Linked DNA regions of Homo sapiens: all the other regions are linked to region 1. Evidence: chromatin loops called from intact Hi-C (ENCODE). Cell type or tissue: psoas muscle. All regions are shown on one strand.

What was found. Hi-C counts contacts between places; a loop is a spot of excess contacts. Peaks named below come from ENCODE experiments on the same cell type or tissue, not always from the same donor. Only the 100,000 strongest peaks of a DNase experiment are listed, where the experiment ranks them.
Region 2: it touches region 1 in a loop (2.4-fold over the local background); 13 of 110 quality-filtered maps call a loop at or near these places.
Region 3: it touches region 1 in a loop (2.5-fold over the local background); 13 of 110 quality-filtered maps call a loop at or near these places.

Annotation. Positions count from the first base shown.
Region 1 is chr3:8,591,092-8,596,091 of GRCh38, reverse strand. The region is part of intron 4 of LOC107986009 (a long non-coding RNA gene); the gene reads left to right. Among named protein-coding and RNA genes, the nearest start is that of LINC00312, 22 kb to the right of the region's middle. In psoas muscle, no CTCF peak of the experiment used is centred here; DNase peaks (open chromatin) are centred at 324 and 2,441; H3K27ac peaks cover 5,000 bases.
Region 2 is chr3:8,507,740-8,512,739 of GRCh38, reverse strand. The region is part of intron 1 of LMCD1 (LIM and cysteine rich domains 1); the gene reads right to left. Among named protein-coding and RNA genes, the nearest start is that of LMCD1, 8.4 kb to the right of the region's middle. In psoas muscle, no CTCF peak of the experiment used is centred here; a DNase peak (open chromatin) is centred at 2,489; H3K27ac peaks cover 5,000 bases.
Region 3 is chr3:8,515,202-8,520,201 of GRCh38, reverse strand. The region is part of intron 1 of LMCD1 (LIM and cysteine rich domains 1); the gene reads right to left. Among named protein-coding and RNA genes, the nearest start is that of LMCD1, 16 kb to the right of the region's middle. In psoas muscle, no CTCF peak of the experiment used is centred here; no DNase peak of the experiment used is centred here; H3K27ac peaks cover 5,000 bases.

The DNA of each region.
Region 1 (5,000 bases):
ACCCCACATCTGCGATCACAGCTCTGCTTAGCAGACACCCCACACTCTGTACATGCAACAAACCTCCCCACGTCTTCCTCACACATGCTGCTAGTACTCTGTGCTACGCCCTCTGGGATTAGGGCAGCTGCATTTCAGGGCCCAAGCACAGAGCTTTCCACCATCTGTCCCCATTAAAATTTTGCCTTGTTGGATCCATGCTATATTGTTCCAAGATGCCTGGATATTTTTGGGTCCTAATTTTCTCATTCAACATTTGGCAGCCCTTCTCATCACAGTGCCACCCACGCCATTGATGAGCACGCTGTGTGCCTTACCCCAAGTCACTGATAAACACGCCGTCTGGGCTGGCACATGCATCCCTTTCAGGCTCGCGTGAAGCTGTTACTCAACACCCTTTTGGGGGTGGTCATTCAGCACATTACAGGTTGTACAGCCACATAGCTCCCATTTCTTCACCCACTCATAAGAGTGTTAGGGGAAGCCTGGTTGTGATCTAGATTTTCTGTGTCTACACACAACTCCTGGCTGAGGTGTCTTGTCTTAGGCAATGAGACAATGAGCTGAACTACCTATGCCCTGTGCACAGCTAGCCTGTGCTACCTCCTAGTGATCGCTGCCCACTGTATAGAAGGTTAGCAATCTCCAGGCTGCCCTGGAAGCCAGAAGGGAGGCAAGCCATGAGGCAGTGGCGTTCAGTGGGGCATCTGCTTGTACAGGGTCCCTGGGGCTGATTAGCAGGTGATGGAGACTCTGGGCTTCTGGCTGAGGTCACAAGGAAGGGCTGCATCCTGAGTGACAGGTGCAAGGAAAGGGGAGCCTCCAGCCTCGTGCAGGTCAGCTCCCCTGTGGAAGCTTTTCCAGAGGCTGAACTCAGTGGGTTCATAACTAGAGGGACAATAGGTCTCACATTTATCTGCTTTATTTTCCTTCCTCTTTTCCTTCTTTCTCTGCCTTCCTTCCCTTCCCCTCCTTCCATTGAAAAGTTTTTTTGCTCTGAGCATGGTCTCTGTGTTCACCATTGCCCTGTGTATTAGTCTGTTCTCACACTGCTGATAAAGACATATCCAAGACTGGGTAATTTATAAAGAAAAAGAAGTTTAATGGACTCACAGTTCCACCTGGCTGGGGAGGCCTCACAATCATGGTGGAAGGCAGAAGACACGTCTTACATGGTGGCAGACAAGAGAGATTGAGAGCCAAGCAAAAGGGAAGGCCCTTATAAAACCATCAAATCTCACGAGACTTATTCACTACCACGAGAACAGTATGGGGGAAACAAGCCCCATGATTCAATTATCTCCCACCCGGTCCCTCCCACAACAAGTGGGAATTATAGGTGCTACAATTCAAGATGAGATTTGGATGGGGACACAGCCAAACCATATTACTCCGGGTGCCGGGTGCAGAGACGACTGAGACACTGGCTTGTCCTCCATGTCACAGACCAGCGGGAGAGACACATGGCAATCACTAGCCTCCATGCCTGTGGTAAGGGGCAGGCTGGAGGGGCACACAGGGTGCTGTGGGAGCATGGAGTTGCTGGGTTGTCCCAAGACCTGCTGCTCTGCCCCATGGCCTTCAAAAACCATTGAGCTATCCCTGGAATGACCACACTTTGGTATCCAAATGTCAACTTCCCAGACTGACTTTTATACCTGAAGGAGAATAACGTTCGTCTGTTGGACCCTGGGCTTGCTCTTTGGTTTAGAAAATGTGTTCCCCTGAAGAGATGACTTTAAAGTCAGTCCAGCTCATTTTGGGATTCAAGGTGTGTGGAATTTGGAGATGATGCCTGATGGGCACCAAGTGACCATAGGTCAGTGTGATAGGTAGATTTAACCAGGCCATCTGAGGGCTGGGAGCTCTCAGTACCATCTGGAGAGACCCTAGACTCTAACATCAGATAGTCTGGGGTTTGCACAGTGGTCCTTCCTGTCACTGGCTGTGTGGCCTTGAGCTTCTTAGCCTCTCGGGGCCTTAGTTTTTCTCATCTGTGAAATAGGAGTAGTATTTTGCAGAATCACTGTGAGGATTAACGGACTGAACGCAGTACCCAGTACACAGTAGACTGTTGCATTTGTTACTTCACTGCCCTGCCTCTAACAGTACTATGAGCTCTTTTGAAAAAGCTGTGACTCTTTTAAAAAGGAAAAAATGCTGGAGAATGTGAATAATTTAGGTTCCATATGGTGCTTGAATTATGCTTTCAAAATGATTCCCAATTTGTGTTTCTCAAGCAGGTGACATTTTGTAAGTTTGCTTTTCTTTGCTGTTAGGTTTTGTTAGGAAGTCTTTGTAGAGAGGAAAATGCAGCTGCATTTCAAAAGTAAAAGCCTCCAGGCCTTGCCTTTGGGACAGCTGGGGCCCATAGACCAGAGGCCCAGCAGTGTTTCCTGACAAGCAGCGACAGGTGGGCCGAGGCCTGCCTTGCTCTGTGCAGTGAGTTGTGGCATGAAGCAGGGAGCTCCCGGGGTACCGAGCTGGAAGTGCTTTTGAGTGGCTAGCACCAGAGGAGGGAACAGTGCCATGCAGCAACACACAGGATGGACACGTGGCTTTGCCACTCACCTCTGGGCTACTGGCCGGGGTTCAGGCTGGAGGAGGCTCAGGGTGGGGAATATTCCTTCTGCGCCTCTGACCTTCACCTCCCATTCCCCATTTTCAATGCCAAGACCTGAGTTCCGTGTTCTCCATCCCAGCCACTGTCCCCCCTTCTCCTCTGGCAGGACTCAGGCCAGCCTTAGATGCCAGCTCACCACAGGTCAACCTGATCCTTGTCTGATGATCATTTCTCTCCTGGATTGGTCTCCTTTACTCCCCTTCCTCCTGAATCCCAACTTTGTGCCATTTCACTAGGATTTCCCAACTGTGAATTCCTGCGATATGGCCAGCTCATGCCATTCCACACCAAGTTAAGTCAGCAGATTTTATACTATTTATAGAATGACATGGAAATTCAGACCTGGCACCATGTCTGCTGGCCTGGTGGCCACAGTAGAATCTCTTTTCTCTTTCTTCTTTATTCCCTAAAGTCTTAAAGATAACTATTTTCACAAGCAATATATGCAAATATATTCTCACTGGAAAGAATTTGAAAAATAGAGAAATATGGCTGGGTGCAGTGGCTCATGCCTGTAATGCCAGCACCTTGGGAGGCTGAGCTAGGAGGATTGCTTGAGCTCGGGAGTTTGAGATCAGCCTGGGCAACATGGGGAGACCCCATCTCAACAAAAAATACAAAAATTAGCTGGGTGTGGTGGTGTGCACCTGTGGTCCCAGCTACTTGGGAGACTGAGGTGGGAGAATTGCTTGGGACCAGGAAGTCAAGGTTGCAGTGAGCTGTGATCACACCACTGCACTCCGGCCTGGGTGACAGGTGAGTCCCTGTCTTTAAATAAATAAATAAATAAATAAATAAAGGAAGAATACGTAGAGTAAATTATTTAAGTTCCATTTCAATCAATTCTGAATGTTAACTGTTTTATTCCAGTCTTTTTTCTCTGTATTTGTATACACTTTGTATTGTTTGTGTAAATACAAGTGCAGCTGTATATGTGTGCATCCAGTAAAGAGTTTAACCTTGCCTACAAGAAGGTCTGGTTTTGCCCTCAACTCCTAGGAGGTGATCTTTGTTTGTCTAGGGCCCCAAGCTTGCCAGATAGTAACGTGATTTCAGGTGGGGCTGACCACACCAGCAAGACCAACAGTGTGATTGAGGGTGGGGGCTTTGGATCATGCAGTATCAGTTGACTCGGAGACTAGATCAACCATGTGGGCAATCAATCCACCAATCAATCAATTACACCTATGTAATGAAACCTCAATAAATACTGTGAATACCAAGGCTCAGACAACCTTCCCTGTTAAGCAGTGCTCTGTGTATATTGTCACATATGGGTACCAGGAGACTAACATGTCCATGACTCCCTGGGAAGAGGACAATGACAGCCCTGCCTTTGGCACTTCTCCTACACTCTGTTCTATCAGCTTATTCTCTTGGCTGATTTTAATCTGTATTCTTTCACTGTAATATAAACTGAACTGCAAGTATAATCGCTTTTAGTGAGTTTTTTTAAGAAAATTATTGAAGCTGAGGGTTTTGGGAATCCCTCTGAGTATACAATTGGCGTGAGAAATGAAGATGGTCTTGGGGACAGTGCTCTCTAACTTTATGGTTGCCTAAACTAATTGCAGTGTGTGGTTTTACCTATGTATACATGTGCGTATTTAAATTACCTAATAGTGAATTCCATTCATGGTCCTGGGATTTGAATTTCATCTTTCATACGGTTGGAGACCTTCTTTATGCCTGTTGTGCCTCAGTTTCCTCACAAAATGGGGTTAGTAACAGGAGCTTCAACTATAGGATTGTTATGAGGAGTAAAGGAACAAATGTTTGTAAAGCTGTTAGGTTGGTGCCTGTTAGCACTTAGGGTTACAAAACAGATGATAATGATTTTCATACCAGACCATGGAAATCTACCTTGTTGCTTTTAATAACTGAATGGATATCATTTCTATTAGTTACCTCTGGGTTTCCCACAAAGAAAGTAGTAATTAGGGAACTAAAATGTGTTGTTGGAAAGTGACTCTTGTTGCACTACAAGGTTGAGTAAATTAGTCAGCTAGTCTAGAACAAAGTATTTATCTAGCACCAATTATTTATCTAGAAAACACTAAGTTGGCCCACACTATGTGCAGAGGCCCAGTGCTGAAAACTGTAAGGCTATAAAAACAGGTATATTGAGATAAGCAAAAAGGGAAGGGAATGAACATCCTTTGAGGATCTAGTAAGTGGCCAGTGCTATTCATTTGTTATTTTATTTAATCGTCACACCAACACTGGAGAAAAATAGTATGAGCTCATTTTCAAGAAGACAAAAAAAGAGTATCAGTTTAAGAAACTTGCTTAAGTTGACAAGGCCACGATATGTTGAAGGTAGAATTTAAGCCTAGATATTTCAAAACGTGTTCATTTTGAACAGCATTTCACTGCT
Region 2 (5,000 bases), 83 kb after region 1:
TATTCAAATAAATATAGGATGATTTCCCCTGTGATGGTCCCATTTCTGGGCTGGGCTCATGGAAATGTGGAAGGTGGGTGATGACAGCCATTTTAATTAGCTGGGAATCTCATTATAGGGTTGTATCTTCCCCATGGGCCATTGAGGTCTGTTGGCTGTGTAGGAGGACAGATTAGAGGAAACAAAGCTTTTCCATCAAACCTTGCCCTTTCTTCATGTCCTTGTAAACACAGGGATGATCACCATAATGTTATTTTTCAGATAATTGCCAGGGAATCATCTGGGATTTTATTTTTCTCTGTTTAATGTACCATGTACAACTGACAAAAATCAAGGACAATCATCCTAGCAGCACTGAGATATCCAAGCCATATGTGTTTCATTTCAGTGCATCGCCTGCTCTAGAATACAGCAAGAAGGAACTCACATTTTCAGACCAAGTCAGATATTTGAAGTAAGAACTGTGTGAAAGAAATTGTTTTGATGCAAGATTCCAGATCTTGTTAACCAAGGTCCCATATTTCAGAATGCTGGTTTGCTTCCTCACTTCCTAACATCAAAAAGTCTTACTTGAGATTTCTTTTCCTCTTGTTATTAAATGGCTTCAGAGTGAAGCTCAGGGTGCACACACATGCTGTGGTGTTCTGAACGGTGTTTTCATGTTCTGCTCACATGTGCCATGTGCTGGATCTCACGGACGTATATGTGTGTGCACATACGTGTGTGTTCCTTTCTTTCCATATATATTGCATATTTTTGGCTACCTTTTTTTCCTGCTGTCAAAACACAGACCTGTATCTTCCTGCAAAAATTCAAACTCAACTTGGGGGAGTTTGCTGGAACTCCATTGCAGGGCTTGGGAGAGCCTCAAGTCACCATCATGAGAAGTTTTCTATGTGCAGCCTGACAGGCCTTGCTATCCTGCCACCCCAGTGGGTTTTGCTTGAGAGGAAGAGGAACAGGTTCTCAGATAAGAAGATAAAAGATGTGCATTTGTGGCTGGATGAATACAGTGGAATGTATTTCTCCACAGTCCAAGATGGGTGATATTCCCCAAGTTGGAAATCAAATAGGATGGAGAATATGGGTGTCAGATTCAGAAGGCATAAAACTGGACTATGGCCTGATCCTAACAGCTCATTCATCCTTGTCTTTCAACACTCAGCTCAAATGTCCCCTCTTTGGGACGCCTTTCTTGACCTCCCCAGGTAAGATTAAGTATTTCCTCTTCTGATCTCTCTCAGTCCCACACATGTACCCCGATCAAGGTCTTTAGGCACTGCTATGATTCTTTGATGATTTGATTAGGCTATTCCTTTTCTGAGACCATCAGATTTTAAAATTCCTTTCCTTTTATTTCTTCATTTCCCACCTCAGTCCCTGGCATATAATATTTGTGTAATACAGGTTTAGACAAAATAAATTCTTAGAGTTGGCCAAATCAAAGGTGAGTTTAAAAAGTTTCAACAAAGTAATGTGTTTATTCTCTTTACCATTTCACCTTCATTAGGTCTTTTAATGGTGAGGATGCCTTGTGTTTAACACACATTCCTTATATGTCAAGTACTGTGCCAAGAACTTAGATGATTGTTGTGAGTACAATAACTTTTAGGCCCCTTTTATTGATGAAGAAACTAAGGCTCAGAACTAATATGACTTGTTCGAGGTAATAGGAAATGAGTGGCAGAGTTGGAATTTGAATTGAGTTTGTTTACTCCAAGAGCCTCAGACCTCAATCCACTACAGCTGTATGTGTGTGCATATATGTTTACCTATGCATAGATGTGTATATTTGTGTGTGTGTGGCGTGTAATGCTGCTAATGCCTCAGCTTGATGTGGAAAGAGTCTTTATATTTTTAGGTTCTTTGTCTATCTGACATGAGAATATCTCTTCTTAGGAAATGTCTTAAATGCATAAGATAAAAATACAAAGAAAACCAATATTACTGAGATAGTATCAATATATAAAAACAAATTTGTGACTTACTAACAGATGTGCCTTTACTAAGTTAATGAATATGATCTAGCAGTGGGTATAATTATGGCCATTTCAGAGCAGGGATGAGTATAAATTGTAGGATGAGGATCTATCTCAGCTGTAATGTGATATAAAAATACCTGCTTTCCATTGGTATCAAAGGCATAGGAGCTGCTAAACTTCTAGGGCGTTTGTCTTTATTCACAGTAGAAAGAAATGCTAAATTTCAGTTATAGGTTAGGGATAAAAAATGCAATACTTTTCCTAATTTAAGTTCCCTGACACCCTCAATTCTATCTACAGATCCTAGGTTAAAAGGCTGTCCTCTATTCACTAACAAGATTTCAAAACATCTCTCTCTTATACTTCCTCTAAAATAAGAAGCCCCCAGATGCTGACCTCTGCCCACATTAGTGTCAGATCCTCTTAACAAGGAGACTGGCTGGCCGAGCCAGGGTTGGGGTGGGGAGCACCCGTGTGCCGTGGTAGGAGGGGTGGCTCTCCTCCAGGATGAGGGCAGAGCTGGGATCTACTTTGCCTTCACCTCTTTCAGCCAGCAGATTGCACGGGTCAGTCACCTCGATGGTCAGCCTCATGAATCAGTACCTAGAAACGCCACTGAGTCATACAGCCCAAACAGATGCTCTCTTCTAAGGGCAGGTTTCTTATGAGGTCATTAGTCAGCCAAGAGCCCTTTCCCTATGCTCCTGCCCTTTGGTGTCCCTGACATCAGTACTGTGAAAAATACAACCCAAACATTCAGCTGCCTCTGAAAACATATGCTGAGCAAAGACAACTGGTCTACCACTGTATCGCTGTAGGAAGGCTGAGGGACCACTGGCTGCTGGTGGGACCTAAGAGCTGCCAATAGTCCCCCTTGCCTCAGCCTCCTTTTCACTCAGTGCCACTGGTGGTTTCTTCCCAAAGGCCCTATTTAAAATGTGACAACTGGGAGGACTACTACACTCATTCTACTGTTACACTGTAGGGATGACCAGAGTTGAGATGTGGCTCTGAAGGTGTGTGTCCTGGAAAATCTGAGGGTGGTTGGAAAAGGAAGGAGAGGTATGTGTGTGTGTTGGGGAGGGGAGAGGTCAAGGAACACAAAGACTCACAGAACACTGACATTATTTGGCCTGTCTCCTGCCTTATGAAAAATAAATTCTACCAGACTCAAGTTTACTTGGCAGGGATCAAAGCTTTCCTATTCATTGTCATGTATTCAGTACTTAGCACAGTGGCTGGCACATAACAGATGCTAAATAAATATTTGCTATATAAAGAAATGAGTGACTGTTGCCCTATCTTATAAGCAAGACATTGGAGGGAAAGACTGGTAATGGAGCAGGGGAGGGCTGCTATGGAAAGGGTAGCGACCAAACACCCAAGACGAATTGTGGCTATTCTCATGATTTTGCAATGTGATGTGGCCTGAGTATATTTATGGCTAGGTCCAAGTTTAACTACAAAGAGAAGGTCCTGCAGTCTGAGAGCTTAGAAGCCCCATGTGATGTAGGTAAACTGAATTTGGTCTTCCACATCCCAATACTTAATAACCTATGGGATTTTTGCATCATGCTGATGAGAGGGGGTATCCATAACAGCAGGAGGAAATGTTTATCAAGGGTATATTATGTATCCAGGCACTTTATGCACTTTACCTCATTAAACTATCGTTTAAATGTAGAACTACGGTGAGCTATCTTTCTCAAATGAGGAACCAGAGGTCCAGAGAGGATCAGTAACTTGGCGAAGTTTGCAGACCTGGCAAATTGAAGAGCTGCAGGTCACATCTAGATCTTTGTGCTTGCAAATGTTGTGTGTTTAACGGCTCCTCGAAGTGGCTTCTGGACCTTGTGGCCAAAGCTAAGTTCACAGCCAAAATGTCCACCTGAACTTCTGAGTTTCAAGGTATGAGGTTGACACAAAACTGGGATACTCTGGGGGTGGAAGTGACAGAATACAGCAGACACTCTTTTCTCCTTCATTCATAAAAGATGCTGTGAGTCAATGTATCTTGGTTGTGGCACCACTCATGTAAATGTAAGTTTGTAAATTTCAGATATGCCATTTCTTATGTAAAGTTCAGATGTGCCATTTTTTTCTTTGTAAATTTCAGATATGCCATTTCTCCCCCTGTCCCATTTGTGACATGAAGGGGTTGAATGAGCAGATAACAAGATTCTGCTCAGCTCTTTTAGACAATGGCTCATTAGCCTTTGTCTCCAGAGATAAATTTTACAAAGGATTCAATATTTTTTAAACAGGAGGAGGAGACAAAATCTATACACAAAGCATGTGGATTTGAAACAGCCACCTTGAGTTGGACACTGGCACTCCTTTGTCCTTCAATAGAGTTACTTGCCAAATGGAGCCTTTGTTTCTTCTCCCTTAGCAATTATATTTCCTTTTAAAGCATGTCCCGGTGGGGGCCCAGGCCATGTTTGGCTTGGTCATGATTTATATATTATTGGGTAGGCCATGGGTCAGGCTGACTAGACATGTAGAAATGCACATGTCAAGGCCAACCTTATCCCCAGGGCAGAGTTTCCTGAAAGCTCTGGGACAAGGTCTCTAGAATTATTTTTAGAGTATTAGGATAACATGTATTATTCTTTAAAAGGTCTCTCTACTAGTCTTCTGCCGGGAGATGTCCATTAGCCTTCTGGAAAACCAGGAGAAATCAAGAAAGTCTTTATTCTATACCCGAGAAATGGCTCTGATTTGGTGTAGGTGACAGTATACTCCTGGTGGTGACCAAGAGATATCAAAGAGATACAGGTGCCTAGCAACATTTTGCAAATGCTGGGAAGCTTCTGAACCAGACTATCAATGAGTTCAGTGGGCTGGAAGAAATTGATCTGTGTATGAAAGTCACAGTAATAATCATAGTCCCTCCTCACCAGATTTCTGCTTTCTACGAATGCCTTCTGTTTCTTGCAGAGTGAAAAGAACTGAAGTTTTGGAGTCAGAGAGGCCTGAGTTTGAGTTCTTAATCTGTCATTATGTGACCTTAGACAA
Region 3 (5,000 bases), 76 kb after region 1:
TTTGCAGTCCTACTGATCTTTCCAAGGATAACACACTTTTATTGGAGTTAATTTTGGAAATAGGGGAGACATAACACACCAAGTTGGTGGATTTTTAATCTTGCCTGTCTGAATCTTAGTATCTTAAAAGGAAATGTGTTGTATAAACGTACAGCACTATTATTAAAAGTCTTAAGGCTTTGCTTATGCAAATGCTTCCTGCTGGGAATCTCACACCTAAATTCCTGGGTTAACTATTATGACAATGGAAGCATTGACACACACACACACACACACTCTCTCTCACACACACACGTGTGTGCACATGGAAAAGGATTTCCTTCAACCAACATTGGAGTCTTGATGGTAAAATACCACTTGTGTTTTAGTGTAGTGCCTTCAGCAAGATGTTTTCCTGGTTTTAAACAAGCATCCTTCTTATAAAAGACTCCTTTTTCTTTTCTTTTCTTTTTTTTTTTTTGCTATCATATGTTTTTAAAACTAACACTAAATACACTTTTTGGTTCAGATGTTTTATCCTTTCCTTGATTTTCCCCCTGCATAATGATCTAATTGTACACACTATATATACTTGGATTCTGCATGTAAGAAAGTCATAGATCTTTAGGACTAAAAGGAACTTACAGAGTATTTAGGCCACATTTTTCTAAGCTCAGTTTTATGAAACAGAAACTAGTGAACGGTCCTTCACGTTGCAAATAATTCACTTTCAAGGTCTTGTTTTTAAAACTCATTTGCCACAATTCAGATGTAAAACAGAACTACAGAAGCCAAGTTACTTTCCAGAAAATTATCTCTTGAGTACATTCAGAATTATTCATTTAACCATATGTCCCAGGAAAGATGCCAAATTCCTGCATACTTCTGAGCCTGCCCACATACAGTTCCTTCTGTTTAGACCATTTCTCTCTTCCTTTACCTAACAAACTTCTATTTATCCCTCAGACACTCCTATCATATGGTCTTAGAAAACCCCGTACCTTGTATTTTGTAGTATCTACCATGATGGTAATTATTTAATTATGTATATAACTCCTCAATGTCATTGTTTCCTGCTAGACTGTAAGCTCCATGAGGGCAGGGTCACTTTATGTCTAGTTCATTGCTCTATTACCAGTGTCTAGAATAATGCCTTGCACATAGTGGCTCCTCAATAAACATTTATATAAAACACCTTCATCTATGCTTCACCCATGCCCTCATCTATGCTTCATCTATGCCATCATCTATGCTTCTTGGCACATCAAAAGCTAATATATGTTAGATATCCTGCATCTGAGGATGATGCCCAAAAGGGGAGTTAGAAGGAAAGAGAGGCACCCTGGTTTCCTCTGGTTTCCAGGATCCTAGCCTCCTCTGGTTACGCCAGCCCCTCTGACTACCCCTTTCTCTGCCTTCCTCAATAACTTTCTTCTCTCCCCAAGGTTCTCCCACTGGCTCTTCTCCTCTCTTCTTAGAATCTACTCATAGTTTCAACTATTCTCTCCAGCTCTCATCTTTATCTCCAGGAGTGTTTTCAGCTCCTGGAATCTCTTCATGGATAGACGGATGAGACTGCCAACTCGCTCTCTCCCTGCTTCTCCTATGTTTATGGTATCCTTGCCTGTCCAGCCACCCAGACCTGACATCTGAATCCCAGTCAACTGCTCAAGGCAAGGAGACTTGGAAAGAAATGCTGTCTTCTTGCTGCAGAACCCAGTTTTCCTCATCAAGTGGTCCGTTTCTAGTTTGTGTCATCCCTTGTGTGGTATACTCAGAAGGCAGGAGATGACCCTCTGATGGGACAGCCAGTTTCTTGACCTTCTGGAAGATGACTCACTAGAGAGAGAAAATCAGACTGCTCTAGAAAAACTCTGCTGCAGGCTTCTCCATGAAATAGAATACAGACAAGCACTGGGAAATCGTGAAAACTCAAGGCAATCAGTGAGTCAGTAAGCCTTGCAGCCTTTCCATGGCATTTCTGGTCTGGGCTCATTGCTTTGGAATATCCCTTGATCCACTCCTGCCCTTGAATGATTTGCTGACAAAGTGTTGGGGGAGCTCTGTGCATGTTGGAGCTTAGTGTTGAACCTGAGCCCTGGCTACATTTTTACTACCTGTGTGGACCCTGGCAAATAGTTTCTGTTCTCTGAACCTTGTTTTTTTTTTTCATCTTTAAAATGGATCATAATCCCTATGAGCTTCATGAGGTGGTTGTAGGAATCAAATATTTTAATGTACGTAAGATGCTTTGAAAACCAAGAATAATTAAGCATTATATGTTTATAAAACCTCATGTTCCTCCTTCATGAATTTTGTTCTCCATATACCATCTGTGTGATTATTGACTTTTCTTTAAACACATGTTTAAAAACATATTTCTTGAAAAAAATTATCTCTAAAGTGTATAAAAATTAGATGGTAACCACAACAAATGCAATAAATATGAGTCATTAAATTCTAGCTAGGTATGATTGCCTTTTAAAAGTTCTGAGCCTGGGAACTACTTGCCAATTGTTTAAAGTGAAGTTCAGCAAGTGTTTGGGATGATAAAGGCGTTTTAGCATCAGAAGGAGACTTCCTCCTTGATATAATCAGAAGAATGAAAGAACTGAAATGAGAGAAAGATGCTGACTAACATGGTTCAATGTTGTCAGTGCATGCCTGTGTATCAACTAAATTCATCTTTAGACCAACAAGTCCACGACCCAAACTTCTGGAACACTGAAAACATGTTAGATATAGGTTAGACATAGTACAGGTTGAGCATCCCTTTTCCAAAATGCTTAGGACCAGAAGTATTTCAGATTTTGAATACTTTTCAGTTTTGGAATATTTGCATATATGTAATACGATATCTTGGGGACAAGATCCAAGCCTTAACCTGAAATTGTTATGTTTCATATACACATTATACACACAACTTGGGGGGTAATTTTATACAATATTTTAAATAATTTTGGTGCATAAAACAAAGTGTATGTACATGAGGTCAGGTGTGGAATTTTCCACTCATGGCTTCATGTCAGCACTCAGGAAGTTTCAGATTTTAGAGCATTTCAGATTTTCATACAAGGGATCCTCCCACTGTACAGAAGGAAAAGGAAGAGCTATGGGTTGAATTGCCCACATTTCATTCACATTCACCATGACTAAGTATGTAACCATGGGACTTAATCCCTCTGGATCTTAGTTTACTCATCTGCAAAATGGGATGATTGTAAAATTCAGCAAAAAATGATGTAGCACAATGCCTGGCACCTGGCCTGTGCTTGGTAAGAGCACTCACTATGCCTCGTGCTAGAGTAAGGCCTCTATTTTATCTTCACACATCAAAGGTACGACATGGTTGAAATTTCTGGTGTTTTGGTTCTGAGGAGTAGAGGATGACTAATAACACTAAGGATAAAACTTGGGGCCATTTTTCTTACTAGCAAACTAAAGAGGAGAATTAAAGTGAATAATTGGATCATTCGGATTTTAAAAATATCAACCAACAAAGCAATTTCTCCCTGCAAAACTTTGAATAGACCTATCCACTCCTTCAAGAGTGTTGTGGTCAACATGGTGTCAAGGGCTTGGCTAAAATTATAAAGCACTGAGAGGTGCTGATATTAAGCATTTTTTTTTTAAAGGAGTGCCAACTCTAAGTTTTCAGGATAAGAAGAAATATGATGAATTCAAGGCCTTCTCAGGATTTCTTGCACTTCAAAGAGCATGTACTTGGCAATGATTCCGCCACTTTCCTGAGTTTGGTCAACGTGGCTGAGGAAAGGCAAAAGTCTTAAAATCCAGGCAGATGGAACTTTTCCACTGGCCCTATTTTGGTATAAATATTCATCAAGGACTAGAAACTTAAAGTAGATAGCTGTCTGAGCTATGAGAGGTTTGCACTAAATTTCAGCCAGTTTTCGGTTGTCCCTCCGGCTCTTGTCTCTCAGGAGGGCCAAGCCTCCTGAGATGCAGCTGCTGTTGTTCCGTGATCCAGGCCAACCGCTTCCCCAGACCACGGAAATCACTAGAGTTTGTTCTCAAGAGATGTCCAGCCAGAAAGAGAGGGCCTCGAGGTTCAGATGAAGGTTCAAGTTAGTTGTTTGAAAAAGGGAAATGAATCAAGGCCTGGCTCGTCCACCATCCTAAAGCCCATCTTTTTGTAGACAAGCTTGAAGAAGGAGAATAAAACTTGAAAGCATAAAAAAATTCAGGGTCTGGTTTGGTGCGCTGGCTTCCCCAATTTCTCTCACTTTCATTTCCTTTTCATCTTAAGATTCCTCCTAAATGCTACCACGAAGTCTCCTCCCCACTCCCCCCACCCACTCCTACTTTGCCAGTTCTGATCTTGGTGCAGAATGGGAAGGGGCCACACTGAGGGGTGCTTAAATAGGTTAATGGTCTCCCCTCCTCTATTCCACAGCTGTTTTGTTTTTGTATCCCCCGCTCTTAGGGTCTCTTTCCTTCTTTCTAACCCCTCAGAATTCCTTGTCCCTGTCAGAAAGGAGAACAAAGCTGCTCTTACCTCTTTTGATGCCTTTCCGTCTCCTATTTCCCGATTCCATCCCACTCCCTTTTCTATCCATTATTATCACTGAGCCCATAACATGTGCCAGGGTTCCAGGGCACACCCAAAGGGGAAGACGGAATGGTCTCTGTTCTCAAGGAGCATAACATGGAGAATTTCAGCATAAACAGGATATGATGGTACAGGAGTTAAGCAGGCAAGACAGCCACTGTAGATGCTTCAGGGCCATTCAGAAAAGTAAACGTGCATTCAGCAGGAGAGTAAGTCCACACGAGGACTTCACAGGACAGAGAACTTAGTCAGAACTGATGGTTTTATGGAGGAGGGCACTGAGGAAGGGGTGGGATTTGGGGCCGTGGAGGAGGAAACCCTCTCAGCACGCCCACAAGGAAGAAAAGTATGTTCAGGGAATGAGTGACATTCTGGGGCAGCAGAATGTTGTAGTGGAAGATGTGGCTGAAAAGGGACCCATCACAAAGAAACCTGGATGCCAGGCTAAATT